Linked DNA regions of Homo sapiens: region 2 is linked to region 1. Evidence: chromatin loops called from intact Hi-C (ENCODE). Cell type or tissue: heart right ventricle. All regions are shown on one strand. Links, peaks and the distances in the headings refer to the core of each region. The heading gives the core; the rest is flanking DNA.

Region 1 (8,139 bases), core at 1,289-6,288:
GCAGTGAGCCGAGATCGCGCCAGTGTGCTCCAGCCTGGGCAACAGAACGAGACTCTGTCTCAAAAAAAAAAAAAAAAAAGAGGAAACCTCAGAAGTAAAGAAGCATATCTGAACTACATTGTTCATCAGCTTTACAGATTCCAAAATTTTGTTGAGGTCTCTCCTCAGTTGTCTTCTTGCTCATTCTCTTTGTCCTTTGTATTTAGATCTCATTCTTTCAAAGTCATTTTATTAAGATTTGGGAGGAAATATAGGTAAATATAGATATTAAATTCTCCATATTAACCATAAGTTTTCAGTTTTTATTGATTGATTGCAGTGGCAAAATGACAGCTCACTCTAGCCTCAACCTCCTGGGCTCAAGCGATCCTCCCACCCCAGCCTCCTGAGTAGCTGGGACCACAGGTGGGCACCACCACGCCCAGCTAATTTTTTATTTTTTGTAGAGACAGGGTCTCCCCATGTTGCCCAGGCTGGTCTTGAACTCCTGAAGCAATCCTCCTCAGCCTTCCAAAGTGTTGAGATTACAGGTGTGAGCCACTATGCTTGGTCCTTTTTTTTTTTTTTTTTTTTAATTTGAGATGGAGTTTCGCTCTTGTTGCCCAGGCTGCAGTACAATGGCACGATCTTGGCTCACTGCAATCTCCGCCTCCCAGGTTCAAGCGATTCTCCTACCTCAGCCTGCTGAGTAGCTGGGATTATAGGCACCTGCCACCACACCCAGCTAATTTTTGTATTTTTTTAGTAGAGACAGGGTTTCACCATGTTGGCCAGGCTGGTCTCGAACTCCTGACATCAGGTGATCCACCCGCCTCGACCTCCCAAAATGCTGGGATTACAGGTGTGAGCCACCGCGCCCTTACCTTTTTTTTTTTTTTTTTTTTTTTTTTTAATTAGAGACAGGATCTTGCTATATTGCACAGGCTGGTTTAGAACTTCTGGGCTCAAGCAATCCTCTGCCTCAGGCTTCCAAAGTGCTGTGATTACAGGTGTCAGCCACTGGACCTAGCCTCAAGTTATGTTTTGAAGGTAACCTTGTTACCAAAATTACAAATTTGGCCGGGCACCGTGGCTCATGCCTATAATCTCAACATTTTGGGAGGCTGAGGGGGATGGATCACTTGAGGTCAGGAGTTTGAGACCAGCCTGGCCAACATGAGGAAACCCCGTCTCTACTGAAAATACAAAAATTAGCCGAGCATGCTGGTGCATGCCTGTAATCCCAGCTACTTGGGAGGCTGAGGCAGGAGAATCGCTTGAATCTGGGAGGCAGAGATTGCAGTGAGCTAAGATTGCCCCATTGCACTCTAGCCTGGGCAACAAGACCAAAACTCTGTCTCAAAAACAAAATACAAAAATTAGCTGGGCGTGATGGTGCACTCCTGTAGTCCCAGCTACTCAGGAGGCTGAGGCAGGAAAATTGCTTGAACCAGCAGGCGGAGGTTGTAGTAAGCCAATATCATGCCATTGTTCTCCAGCCTGGGTGACAGAATTACTGTGTTTATCCAGTAGCACAGATGACAAAGAGTTGCCGTAAGATAAATTTGTAAATTTTTTTGATTTTTATTTTTTGAGATGGAGTCTCTCTCTTTGTTGCCCAGGCTGGAATGCAGTGGGCAAACTCAGCTCACTGCAACCTCCACCTCCCAGGTTCAAGCAATTCTCCTGCCTCAGCCTCCTGAGTAGCTGGGATTACAGGTACGTGACACCATGCCCAGCTAATTTTTGTATTTTTAGTAGAGACCAGGTTTTACCATATTGACAAGGATGGTCTCGATCTCCTGACCTCGTGATCCACCCGCCTCAGCCTCCCAAAGTGCTGGGATTACAGGTGTGAGCCACCGCACCCAGCCAAAATCTCTAAATCATATCTATTTGATATTGCAATATGGATTTGTTTCTAGGAGACTTACTCTTCTAATTTTGTTTGACTTTGGCTAATGTTAGAACTTGTTTACACTCACTCCCTTAGCATGTAGAGAGGTGATTCAAACTGGGAAAGCTCAACCTAGAATTTTATATTTTTGCAGATATTCCGCAGAATTTTGTATTCACATGGCAGTAATCAAGAGTTTACTGGCCGGGCGCAGTGGCTCATGCCTGTAATCCCAGCACTTTGGGAGGCCGAGGCGGGCGGATCACGAGGTCAGGAGATCAAGACCATCCTGGCTAACACGTTGACACCCCATCTCTACTAAAAATACAAAAAAATAGTCGGGCGTGGTGGTGGGCGCTTGTAATCCCAGCTACTCAAGAGGCTGAGGCAGGAGAATGGCGTGAACCCGGGAGACGGAGCTTGCAGTGAGCCGGGATCGCGCCACTGCACTCCAGCCTGGGCGACAGAGAGAGACTCTGTCTCAAAAAAAAAAAAAAAAAAGAAGTTTACCGTAACAATATGCAATCTTCTCTCTTCACCATTTACTGACAATCTCTACAGAGAAGAGGATCCCAAATTAAAGAAAAAACTTGAAAAATCCTGGAAAATATAGGGTAGTTTGATCATTTTATAGTTTTCATGCTGCCAATCAGAATCTTTTCTAAAAATTATTTGATAAAGATATTCAACAAAGGTTTAATAGATTAATCAAGTTTACTAGGCTGATTGCAGTGGCTCACGCCTGTAATCTCAGCACTTTGGGAGGCCAAGGTGGGAGGATCACTTGAGCTCAAGAGTTCGAGACCAGCCTGGGCGACATGGTGAAACTCTGTCTCTACTAAAAATACAAAAAAACAAAAACAAAAAAACCCAAAACTAACCAGGCATGCCTGTAGTCCCAGATACTTGGGGAATTGAGGTGAGAGGATAACTGCTACTTGGGGAGTTGAGGTGGGAGGATAACTTGAGCCTGGGATGTATAGGTTGCAGTGAGCTGAGATCCCACCACTGCACCCCAACCTGGGTGATAGAGCCAGACCCTGTCTACAAAAAAAAAAAAAAAAGTTTACTTGTTAGTCATCCTGGAGTTTTTGTATCTCAATGGGAGTCATAAGATTGAGTATCTATTTGTGGCATTTTGAGCATCAATAAATAATAAGAATGATATTTTAGGGAGCAGAACTTTTTGTGCACCCATGAATTAAACAGGATTCTATTGGTAACCTTTGGAAAAAGAGTTGAACTTCGAAAAAGAGGAAATAGAGGAAATGAATTTGAGTTTCATATTTACAAATTACTAATCACTACCTCTTGTTTTAGTTATCTTCTAGTTATCTATTATTGCTATTGTTTACTTATTAATAATTAATAAACAACCTTAAAAATGAGTAGTTTAAAACAACAACTATGCTTTATTTATTCAATATTCTTTTGCTGTTGTTGTTGTTTGTTTGAGACAGGGTCTTACTCTGTCACCCAGGCTGGAGTGCAGTGGGATGATCTTGGCTCATTGCAGCCTGGACCTCCATGGCTTAGTTGGTTCTCCTACCTCAGCCTCCCAAGTAACTGAGACTACAGGTATATGCCACGATGCCTGGCTAATTTTTTGTATTTTTTGTAGAGATGGATTTTTGCCATGTTGCCTACAGTGGTCTCAAACGCTTGTGCTCAAACGATCCGCCTGCCTCTGCCTCCCAAAGTGCTAGGATTACAGGTGTGAGCCACCACATCTGGCCTTACTCAAGATTCTTTTTTTTTTCTTTTTGAGATGGAGTTTCACTCGTGTTGCCCATGATGGAGTGCAGTGGTGCAGTCTCGGCTCACTGCAACCTCCGCCTCCCAGGTTCAAGCGATTCTCCTGCCTCAGCCTCCTGAGTAGCTGGGATTACAGGTGTGTGCCACCATGCCCGGCTAATTTTTGTATTTTTAGTAGAGACAGGGTTTCATCATCTTGATCAGGCTGGTCTCAAACTTCTGACCTCGTGATCTGGCCACCTTGGCCTCCCAGAGTGCTAGGATTATAGGTGTGAGCCATCACATCTGGCTGTACTCAAAATTCTTTAGGCCAGGCGTGATGGCTCACGCCTGTAATCCCAGCGCTTTGGGAAGCCGAGGCAGGTGGATCACCTGAGTTTGGGAGTTCGAGACCAGCCTGACCAACATGGAGAAACCCCCATCTCTACTAAAAAAAATACAAAATTAGCCAGGCATGGTTGTGCATGCCTGAAATCCCAGCTACTCAGGAGCCTGAGGCAGGAGAATCGCTTGAACTCAGGAGGCGGAGGTTGCGGTGAGCAAAGATCATGCCGTTGCACTCTAGCCTGGGCAACAAGAGCAAAATTCTGTCTCAAAAAAAAAAAAGAAAAAAAGAGAAAGATTCTTTAATTTGGCCAGAACATAGTGGAATAGCCTGTCTCTACTCCACATGGTGTTGGCTGGGCAGCTTGACAAAAGGCTGGAGGATCCAAGTCAACTTCACTTGCATGGCTGGGGCCTGCACTGGTTGGCTGGGACAGCTGGAGGATGTCTAGGCTCTCTCTCCCTTCATAATCTCTCATTTCCCAGGGCCTCTATCTACAATGAAAGATACATGGCCACTCTCTCCAATAGGGTAGTTAGACTTCTTTATATGAGAAATGGCTTCCCAAAGAGCAAAGCGGAAACTGCCAGGTCTCTTAAGGAATAGGCCCAGAACTGGCACAGTGTTATTTCCACTACATTCTATTGGTGAAAGCAAGTCATAAGACTAGCCCAGATTCAAGGGGAAAAGAAACAGACTCCACCTCCTGATGGGGGGAGTGTGGTGTGTGCACAGGGATGGGAGAAACTGTTGATGACTATTTTTCTACTTTTGCAGACAATTTACCACACCACTTAACCTCATAAAATTCAGTGTTTTTTGTTTTTGTTTTTGTTTTTTTTGTAAAAGTAACTCACTTTAGATCTATAGATAGAATATAAATATATAGACATATATCCCCTAACTCTAAGGTCCTGTACAAATATAAAAACCTACATTGCCTTAAAAGGTGTTGACCTGGAAGGTTCTCAAAACATATTAGCACAGTGGGCATCTAGAATTATTGGTGTTCTCTGGGTATTGATCATCTCTCCTAGTGCTAAGGAGAGCAGTAGTGACCCTGTTGGGTGGTTTTCTGGGACAGGATTTCTTAGTGGTATGAGTGGGAATGATTTCTGGTGGTTCCAAGTGAGTTTAAACTCTGGAGAAAATGCATTAGTTGCACTGGCCTACCTTTATCTTTAAACTGCAAATTAACTAGTTTGGAAAAGGGAAAGTGAAAAGGTTAAGAGAAGAGCAGAACAGCAGTCTGTAGCTATTCTTTTTTTTTTTTTTTTTTTTTTTAGACAGAGGCTTGCTCTGTCACTCAGGCTGAAGTACAATGGTGCAGTCTCAGCTCACTGCAATCTCTGCCTCCCAGGTTCAAGCATTTCTCCTGCCTCAGCCTCCTGAGTAGCTGGGATTACAGGCACGTGCCACCACACCCAGATAATTCCTGTAGTTTTACTAGAGACGGGGTTTCATCATGTTGGCCAGGGTGATCTCGATCTCCTGACCTCGTGATCCGCCCGCCTCGGCCTCCCACAGTGCTAGGATTACAGGCGTGAGCCACTGCACCTGGCTTGTAGTTATTCTTAACTCCTACTCCATCACCTATTCCCCAAGAAAGCATCAACCAAATTATTTCCTAATAGAAGTATGAATTTAAAGGCAGGGCGTGGTGGCTCACGCCTGTAATCCCAGCACTTTGGGAGGCCAAGGTGGGCAAACCACGAGGTCAGGAGATCAAGACCATCCTGGCCAACATGGTGAAACCCCATCTCTACTAAAAATACAAAAATTAGCTGGGCGTGGTGGCACGTGCCTGTAATCTCAGCTACTCCGGAGGCTGAGGCAGGAGAATCGCTTGAACCAGGGAGTCGGAGGTTGCAGTGGGCTGAGATCGTGCCACTGCACTCCAGCCTGGCTACAGAGCGAGACTCTGTCAAAAAAAAAAGAAGTATGAATTTAAACTACTAGCTGAGACTTATTTGAGGTATAATCAATTATTAAAACTGTCTTAAATACCCACTCTGTGCTCAGCACTGTGCCCACTCCTATGAGTGATGCCAGAGAAAGCCAAGTTAACTGACTTAATTTCCCTGTAGGAAATTCCAATCTAGTTGGGAGCAATCAGAGTTAAATAACATATATGAGACCGGGCATAGTGCCTCACCCCTGTAATCCCAGCACTTTGGGAGGCCGAAGTGGGTGGATCACCTGAGGTCAGGAGTTCAAGACCAGCCTGGCTAACATGGTGAAACCCCATCTCTACTAAAAATACAAAAATTAGCCAGGTGTGGTAGTGCACAGCTGTAGTCCCAGCTACTCAGGAGGCTGAGGCAGGAGAGTTGCTTGAGCCCGGGAGGCGGAGGTTGCAGTGAGCCAAGATCTCGCCACTTACTTCTAGCCTGGGCAATGGAGTGAGCTCTGTCTCAAAAAAAAAAAACAAAAACACGCACACACACAAACATATATGAGATGTTGCAAGGCATCATAGGGTAAATGCTAAATGAGTAGAACATTTAATAAGTGCTGAGAATTCAGAGGAGGGAATTTGTTTTGTTTAAGGTAGAAAATAGCATAAGCAAAACTAAAAGGAGCAGAATGACTATCACCTGTCATCACAGAACAAAAAGGGCACTAGTGAGATTTTGTTTGTTTGTTTGTTTTTGTTTTTTTTTGAGATGGAGTCTCACTCTGTCACCCAGGCTGGAGTGCAATGGCACGATCTCGGCTCACCACAACCTCTGCCTCCTGGGTTCAAGCAATTCTCCTGTTTCAGCCTCCCAGGTAGCTGGGATTACAGGTGTCCACCACAACGCCCGTCTAAGTTTTTGTATTTTTAGTAGAGACAAGGTTTCACCATGTTGGCCAGGCTGGTTTCGAACTCCTGACCTCAAGTAATCTGCCCACCTCAGCCTCCCAAAGTACTAGGATTACAGGCGTGAGCCACTGTGCCCGGTGCACTAGTGAGATTTGATCAGAAAAATGTGTGCTAGGAAGTTGTTCCAATTACTATTGCTACCTAACAACCCCAAATTTAGATATTTAAAAGAATAATGATTATTTTATTATTTCTGGTGATTTCTGTGACACAGGAGTTTGGGAAAGGCTGAGCTGGCTGGTTCTGACTCAGGATCTCTCATGAGGTCAGATGGTGGCTGCAACTGGAAATGGGGGTTGAAGAAGCTGGGGGCTGGCTGGGCACCTGTCACTCTCTTCACATGGTCTCAAGGCTTCTCTAGGTGATTGCTTTTATAGGTTAGTTTGGGCGTTCTCAGAGGGTAGGTATTTGGAGAGAGCCACTGTCACATGTCCCCAGGAAGCAGACTGAGATGTTGGGACATTTGTTGTTGAGTGATATTGGGACCATTACCTGTGGGAGGAAGAAGAAAGAAGCAGGATGAAGTAGAGAGAGAAACTGAATGGCAATGCCATCCTAACGAAGGCCTCAGCTGACCCCAACAGGGTGCTCTGGAGCTGGGATGACCCTTCTGAGTTTGTCTAAAACTGGGCAAAAGGGCAGGCTGGTCCTTTACACCTCTGTGTTAATCACTCGTTGGATTCAGGCTTCCCCAAAAGGAGGTATAACCTTGAGTGAGGTAATCTTGAGCCAGGCAATCCCCTAAAAGGGCTGACAGTTTAGGGTCATCTTCCAGTAGTACTCCCAGCAGCTACAGGAACAAGTTCCTCATTCCTGAAGGAAAAGCTGGGTGGTACATCACAGTGTCCACCACAGTTCTGACACCATCTATGGCTTTCCTTAGAGGGACTCAGCCATTTTGTATGGACCTGGCAGAGAGGAAGCTGGGGAATAAATGTCCAACCTCACTTTCCTCCTGACTTGATTTCCTATCAGGACCAAGTCCAGGAAGCCACAGGACTTCACGCAGTCCATATAGGTTCTGGGTTACAGAGCAGGGTGGAGAAGCGTGAAGAGTAGATCTAGAAGTGCAAACAAGATATTCAGCAGCAGTAGATGAGCTTGGATTTTGAATGTTAAAGGCATGTTGAATTTAATAATATCCTGAGGGGCCAGGCGTGGTGGCTCAAGCCTGTAATCCCAGCACTTTGGGAGGCCGAGGCGGGCGGATCACGAGATCAGGAGATCGAGATCATCCTGGCTAACACGGTGAAACCCCCCGTCTCTACTAAAAATACAAAAAATTAGCCGGGCTTGGTGGCGGGCGCCTGTAGTCCC
Region 2 (8,139 bases), core at 2,034-7,033, 650 kb before region 1:
GGGCACAAGTGATCCTCTTGCTTCAGCTTCCCAAGTAGCTAGGACTATAGGCATAATATGCCTGGCTAAAATTTTTAAAAAAAATTTGTAGAGATGGGGGTCTTGCTATGTTACCCAGGCTGAAGTTCTGGCCTCAAGTGATCCTCTCACCTAGCCCTCCCAAGGCACTGGGATTACAGGCGTGAGCCACCATGCTTGGACTTTTTGAGTTTATTATTGTTTGTTTGTTTATTTATTTATTTATTTATTTATTTATTTATTTGAGACGGAGTCTTGCTCTGTCGCCCAGGCTGGAGTGCAGTGGCGTGATCTCAGCTCACTGCAAGCTCCCCCTCCCGGGTTCATGCCATTCTCCTGCCTCAGCCCCCCAAGTAGCTGGGACAACAGGCGCCTGCCACCACGCCCAGCTAATATATATATATATATATTTTTTTTTTTGTATTTTTAGTAGAGACAGGGTTTCACTGTGTTACCCAGGATGGTCTCGGTCTCCTGACCTCGTGATCCGCCCGCCTGGGCTTCCCAGAGTGTTGGGATTGCAGGCGTGAGCCACCGTGCCCGGGCCCCCCGCCCTGCCTTTCTTTCTTTCTTTTTTTTTTTTTTTTGAGTCAGAATCTTGCTCTGTGGCCAGGCTGAAGTGCAGTGGCACGATCTCAGCTCACTGCAACCTCTGCCTCCTGGGTTCGAGCAATTCTTCTGCCTCAGTTTCCTGAGTAGCTGGGACTACAGGCGGGCACCACCACGCCCAGCTAATTTTTGTATTTTTAGTAGAGACAGGGTTTTGCCATGTTGGCCAGGATGGTCTCCATCTCTTGACCTTGTGATCCGCCCGCCTTGACCTCCCAACGTGCTGGGATTACAAGCTTGAGCCACCACGCCCGGCCAGTAAGGGGGATTTTTTAAATCTTGAGGGCCAGATATGGACTCCACAGATAGGGTCCAGTCTGAGGTCATATAAAAGAAGATTCCACCCAAGAGGGCTTCCTCTTAGGTGGAATTCAACTTAGGATGAAGTTACTTTAACAGAATGTGGCTAGAGGTAAATATATTAGACTCAGCATTGTAAAGTCCAATGGGAAGAAGGAGATTGACTCTGAGGCATCTGCAGATAAATAACCTTAATGGGGGAATTTCTGAGAAACCTATAAAAAGCACATCATGAGAGAAAGTGCCCTGAACATCATCCTAGAAAGACAAAAAAAAAAACCCCACATCTATAGTGCTAGCTTCTTGGGAGGATTGCTTGAGCCCAGGAGTTTGAGGCTAGCCTGGGCAACAAAGCAAGACCATGTCTCTTAAATAGAAAAAAGCCAATAGATTTGTTTTGAAAAGTGGTTTAATGGGTGTTTTGGTTACACACAAGCAAAGCTAAAATCTTGTTTGGTAAAGAGTTAATTGGGATGATGCAGAGCTAAACTGCTCTGTGAAACAATATCATGAGTTGTGGTCATTATGGTACAGAGTTGTACCTTGCCAGAGAATTGCAAGGAAGTTGTCCTAAGACCTAGGATGAGAGAAAAGTGGTCCAGAGTTCCTCCCAATGGCTAAAAAGTATGGAAATATTGGTAAATATCTGTACCACCCTTTGGGTGTATATATATATTATTTATAGATATATCACATTGTTTATGTATCTTGTCCTTTCTATAGTGCTCTTTCAGAACAAGGTCATATGCATTTTTGCATTCAAAATTGCAGTGATTTCTCACTCCCTGTATCTATTAATATCCTTTTGGAGGCTGGCCTGTGGTGGCTCATGCCTGTAATCCCAGCACTTGGGAGGCTGAGGCAGGTGGATCGCTTGAGCTTGGAGTTTGAGACCAGCCTAGGCAACATGGAGAAACCCCATTTCTACAAACCATACAAAAGTTAGCCGGTGTGGTGGCTTATGCCTAAAGACCCAGCTACTTGGGAGGCTGATGCTGGAGAATCACTTGAGCCTGGGAAGTAGAGATTGCAGTGAGCCAATATTGTGCCACTGCACTCCAGCCTGGGCGACAGTGAGACCCCTTTTGGGCCTATTTCCAAAATATTTCTCACATAAATTTTCTTCTCTGTTTCTTTCCAGCCACCTCTGTACTCCAGGCCATCAAATGCCAGCCTCCTGTAAATACACTCTGATTTCCTGAAAACACTCTTATTCCCCTCCAAACTACAAAGTGATCTTTAATAAATGCAAATTGATCAGTCATCTGATCAAAATCTGTTTTCAGCTTCCCACTGTCTTAATGGGGCTCCAAGGCTCTTGACAATTTATTCTAACCTTATTTCTTACCTCTCTGTCCCTTGTACTTTCTAACCTGGCAATAGTGGGCTTCTCACAGTTCCATGAATTTTGCCTGCCCCTCTCTTCCCCTTTGCTTTCAAGCCTTTTCCTTTAACATTCTCTTTGTGTTATTCTCTTCCCTCTATATTCAACTTCTAGGCTTTGCTTAAATATAAATTTTCTAGGGAGATCTTTCAGTAATATTCACTATAATTTATTATATTACTTTAGTCTGTACTGGCTGATAAAATTGTAATCCTTTATGAGAGTAGGGATCATATAGAATTTGTTTATCCTAAAAGTCTGGGATATATTAGATGTTCAATAAATATTTGTTCAGTGAATGAATGTAGCCCTATATGTTTCTAAAGTGGGTATGTAAAACTTTGTTGAATGAATGAATGACTTTGAGATATGGTGTTGGCACTGAATTAAGACAGGAGAAGACTACTGGTGATCTAAAAGGAAATAGTGTTATAGTAGTAAAGAAGGAATCCAGGTTTTAGTGGATAAAGCAGCAAAGGACAGTGAGGAAATAAAGACACTAAGATTTTAAATCATTTATGAGAAGTTCAACTAGGAAAGAAAGAAGAGAAGTAGAATAGCAGCTGAAAGCCTATTTGCAGAATTAAGTGAGGGATTCCTTTTCACAGGCAGAACAGAAAGGTATCAGGTAGGATGCTTTTGGTTGCGAGTGACAGAAAAGCCCACTCACATGAGACTTAAAAATAAAATGGAATTTATTGACTCATATGGCCAAAAAGTCCAGAGTGAGACTACCTTTAGCTATGGCTGAATCCAGTGATTCAAAGTATCAGGGTTCTGCCTTTATGTGTCTATGGCTTTTCTTAACCCTGCCTTTCTTCTATGTTGATTTAATCCCCAGTTTGGCTTCCCTTACGGTATCAAGAATGGCTCCAGCAAATTCAAACCTCACATATTCCCCCTACCTATCATCTCTCCTGCTCCTTTCCAGAGGAAAAAAGAACACATTCTTGTTTGCAAGCAACAGGAACGGATTCTCCGTTAAACAGAAAATATATTTATTGTAAAGAGGTCAGATAGCTCTCAGAAAGAGAACTAGTCTTATAAACAGACAGAAATCAAGAGAAGCCAGCCATCAGGAACCATAGCCAGGGAGAGCACAGGAAAAGTCTGGTTAGGGCAATGCTGGCATTAGACATTGCCACCACCAGACACTGCTGTTGCCGAGCACTGCTGCTACTGTCATTGGATACTGCTGCCTCTGGCATGGCTGAATTATAAATTGTGTCATCTTTGTGTCACTCAATAGTCTAGTCTCTGGCTAGAGCATCTGACTGGTCAAGGCTGAGTCATGCACTAACACCTTGGCTGCCAGAGGGTGGAAGAGGGAATATTTGATTTCTCTAGGCCTCCGCAGTGGGAATTGTTTCTGACAGATTCATGTGAAGAAAGACTTCTTCATGGCCGGGTGCAGTGGCTCACGCCTGTAATCATCCCAACACTTTGGGAGGTCGAGGCAGGTGGATCACTTGAGGTCAGGAGTTCAAGACCAGCCTAGTCAACATAGTGAAAGCCCATCTCTACTGAAAATACAAAAATTAGCTGGGCGTAGTGGTGCGCACCTATAATTCCAGATAATTGGGATGCTGAGGTAGGAAGATCACTTGAACCTGAGAGGTGGAGGTTGCAGTGAGCTGAGATCGCGTCTCTGCACTGCAGCCTGGGCAACAGAAAGAGACTTCGTCACACAAAATTAAAAAAAGAAAAAAAAAGAAAAAAAAGATTTCCCCAAACAGGAAGGGTAGTTGGATGTTGGGCAGACAAAAAATGACAAACATCCATTCTTTGGTCTTGGCCCCAATCTAGCTATAGTCTATTTTTTAAAAATTCACCTAAAATTTAAAGACATGGAAAGGCTGAAAATAAAAGGGATAGAAAAAGGCATATTTGGTAAAGACTAGCCAAAATAAAATTTTATATCTATAAAATTTTATAGCTATATTAATATCAGACAAAATAGAACTAAATACAAAAAGCATCATATATATATATATGTATATATATATGTTTTTTTGAGGGGGACGGAGTCTCACTGTGTCACCCAGGCTGGGGTGCAGTGGTGCGATCTCGGCTCACTACAACCTCCTCCTGGTTCAAGCAATTCTCCTGTGTCAGCCTCCTGAGTAGCTGAGACTACAGGCACGCGCCACCACATCCGGCTAATTTTTTATTTTTAGTAGAGGTGGGGTTTCACCATGTTGGCCAGGCTGGTCTCAAACTCCTGACCTCAGGTGATCCACCCGCCTCAGTCTCCCAAAATGCTGGGATTACAGGCATGAACCACTGTGCCTGGCCACAAAAAGCATTATTAAGGATAGAGAGGATTAATAAATAATGATCAAGGGTTCAATTCAGTAGGAAGATATAACAATTCTAAATTATATGTACCTACATGGGTACACTGAAAGTCCAGACTTTACCACATTGATATATGCATGTGAGAAATCTGCACTTGTACCCGCTAAATAAAATAAATAAATAAATACATTATATGCATCTAATAAAACAGTCTTAAATAAGAAAGCAATAGAACTCTAGAGAGAAATAGATATAAACCACCATTATGGTAGATAGAACACACATTCTTCTCAAGTATTAATAGGTTGACTAGGCAAAAATCAGTGAAGATATAGAATATTTGAATAATACAATTAACAAGCTTGATTTATTGAACATCTATAAAATCTTGTGCCCTATAATTAGCAAATTCATATTTTTCCATTGTAGTCTTTAATCCCATTTGAGTTGGGCTTTTCGGTCATGTGTAACTAAGAATCCTACTTCTGTTTTAAATAACTAGAAAGTTTCTATTCCCTGCAAATAAATCCTGATTGACACAAATACCAAGCTGAGTTTTTCCCAGAAATGCAAGGGTAGTTTACATGAGAAAACCTGTAAGTGACATTTAATATATAGATTAAATGAAAAAATTACCTCAATGATTACAGAAAAAGCATTTGATAAAACTTAATACTAGCCAAGACAGGAGGATTGCCTGAGTCCAGGAGTTCGAGACCAGCCTGAGCAACATAGTGAGACGCCCCCATCTCTGGTTAAAAAAAAAGAAAAAAAAGATACTAATATAAAACACCTATGTTAATATTCTTAGCAAAATAGGGATAGAAAGGAGCTCCTTTAACCCATTTATGCCTGAGGGTGCAATTTTTTGAATTTTTGCAATCAGACCTTGGTGATGACCTTGAGCAGTAGGACATAAATAACCCCCACATGCTTAGGGTTCCAATAATGGAACACTAGGCATAAGTGGGGGTATCCATAAAAAATGTATAGGCTGGGTATGGTGGCTCATACCTGTAATCCCAGCATTTTGGGAGGCTGAGGCAGCAGGATTGCTTGAGGCTAGGAGTTTGAGACCAGCCGGGGCAACATAGTGAGACCCGTCTCTCTAAAAAAATTTAAAAATTAGCCAGGCAAGATGGTGCATGTCTGTACTTCCAGCTACTCAGGAGGCTGAAGTGGGATGATCACTTGAAGCCCGGAGATCAAGGCCATAGTGAACCATGATAGCATCACTGTCTTCCAGCCTGGGTGACAGAGTGACAGCCTGTCCAAACAACAACAAAAAAAACTATAGCAAACCTACTACTTAATGGGCAACAGTTGAAAGATTTTCCTTTTAAAATCAGGAACCAGACAAAAATGTTCACTATATTAACTTTTATGTAACATAATTCTGGAAGTCCTAGCCAGTGCAGTAAGATAAGATGAAAAAAAATGGATTGAAAAAGAAGAAAACAAAAGTTTACTATTCACAGACGTCATTGCCCGCAGATGAGTCTAAAGAAAAATGTGAGATAATTAGAGCTTAGCAAGGTGGCTGGATAAGATACATAAGTCAATTATATTTCTAAATACCAGCAACACACAAGAAAATGTAATTTTTAAAAAAGCATCATTTACAATGGCATTAAAAATACGTAAGATATTTAAAAATAAGTTTAACAAAAGTTGACTAGGACCAGTTTGGAAACAATTACCAAACTTTACTGATAGTCGTTAAAGAACACTTAAGTAAATGAAGGGATATACTATGTTTGTGGATTCAGCATAGTAGTTAGTTCTTCCCAGATTGATCTATGGATACAATGCAACTCCACCAAAATCCCATCAGGATTTTTTGAGAAAACTGACAAATCAATTTTCTTAAACGTATGAAGGAACTCAAAGGCTCAAGGATAGAGAAGATAGAAGCCAGGCATGGTGGCTCATGCCCGTAGTCCTAGCACTTTGGGAGGTTGAGGCTGACAGATCTCCTGAGGTCAGGAGTTCAAGACCAGCCTGAGCAACATGGTAAAACCCCATCTCTACAAAAACTACAAAAATTAGCTGGGCCTGGTGGTGGGCACCTGTAGTCCCAGCTACTTGGGAGGCTGCGGTGGGAGGATCTCTTAAGCCAGGGAGGTTCAGGCTGCAGTGAGCCGAGTTCATTTCATACCACTGCAATCCAGGCTGGATGATAAAGCGAGGCCCTGTCTCAATAAAAAAAAAAAAAAAAAAAAGAAGAAGAAGAATAAGACATTCTGAAGAAAAAGAATAGGGTAGAGAGATTTTCCTTATCAGCAATCAAGGTTTATTATAAAGCTATAGGGTTTATGACAACGGGGTAGGTATGTGGGCATAGATACCCCTAGAGAGCCCAGAGGCAAATCACACATTTACAGAAACTTGAATTATAACACAGTGGGTATTGTTGGTCACAGGAAAAGCATGAACTATTCAATAAGATACTGGAAAATAGGATATTTATTTTAAAAATTGCATTTAGTTATATGTAAAAGGAAAACTTGAAAACCTTTAGAAGAAAATATGACATATCTTTATGACTTCAGGCACATATTTTCTCATTATTCATCATTACATTCCTCAAAAAGGACATCTTGTTTTACCCTGGCACTTGCAGATCTCACTAGACTTATTCAGCCTGAATATTTTATTAATTTTCCACCTTCTCTCAATTAGTGCATTTCAAGAGACTTCCATCTTTCTTTGATTTCCTTTCATTTATTCTCCTTATCACAAATTTCTAGTATAATTTTATACTAAGTAAACTGTCTGAATCTTATAAAGTTAAAGAGAAAAATAAAAAAATCTGTACTTCCTGAAAGCAAATAATTCCAAAGCAATTTGCTGGGTAAAGTGGGAAAGAAGCCCAAAGGGAAGAATCAAGGGAGATTTTACTGAAGAGGCCAACACATGAATTGAATTGAGGGCTAAGAATGAGTTTATCTGGCAGCTAAAAGTGGGAAAGGGGAGAAGGAAAGAAGATATTCCAGGTAAAGATATGAAGGTTTAAGGGAGGACAATATAGTATGTTTGAGAAACAGCAATTGTTCAGTAAGACTTTGAGATATATTTTACTGAATAGATAGGATTGGTAGCAAAGGCAGCTCACAAGGGACCTTGTGTTGCAGATTAAACACTCAGGACTCAGCTTTGTAATCAGTGGGGAGCCATTGGAAAGCTTGTAAACATGAAAATTACATCATTAGATGTTTGTGTTAGAAATATCAGATAAGGCCGGGTGCAGTGGCTCACGCCTGTAATCCCAGCACTTTGGGAGGCCGAGGCAGGCAGATCACGAGGTCAGGAGATGGAGACCATCCTGGCTAACACAGTGAAACCCTGTCTCTACTAAAAATATGAAAAATTAGCCAGGCATGGTGGCGGGTGCCTGTAGTCCTAGCTACTCGGGAGGCTGAGGCAGGAGAATGGTGTGAACCCAAGAGGCGGAGGTTGTAGTGAGCTGAGATCTGCCACTGCACTCCAGCCTGGGCGACAGAGCGAGACTCCGTCTCACAAAAAAAGAA

Evidence for each region. Hi-C counts contacts between places; a loop is a spot of excess contacts. Peaks named below come from ENCODE experiments on the same cell type or tissue, not always from the same donor. Only the 100,000 strongest peaks of a DNase experiment are listed, where the experiment ranks them.
Region 2: a loop joins it to region 1, with 5 times the contacts of the local background. A loop is called at or near these places in 1 of 110 quality-filtered maps.

What each region holds. Positions count from the first base shown.
Region 1 is chr1:150,239,424-150,247,562 of GRCh38, reverse strand. No RefSeq gene overlaps it. Among named protein-coding and RNA genes, the nearest start is that of ANP32E, 7.4 kb to the right of the region's middle. In heart right ventricle, for the core only: no CTCF peak of the experiment used is centred there; a DNase peak (open chromatin) is centred at 4,344.
Region 2 is chr1:150,891,221-150,899,359 of GRCh38, reverse strand. All of the region lies in intron 1 of CTXND2 (cortexin domain containing 2), which reads right to left. It also overlaps a transcript of LOC107985204 not described here. Among named protein-coding and RNA genes, the nearest start is that of CTXND2, 8.2 kb to the right of the region's middle. RefSeq lists cis regulatory regions at 6,844, 7,723 and enhancers at 6,772-6,916, 7,651-7,795. In heart right ventricle, for the core only: no CTCF peak of the experiment used is centred there; no DNase peak of the experiment used is centred there.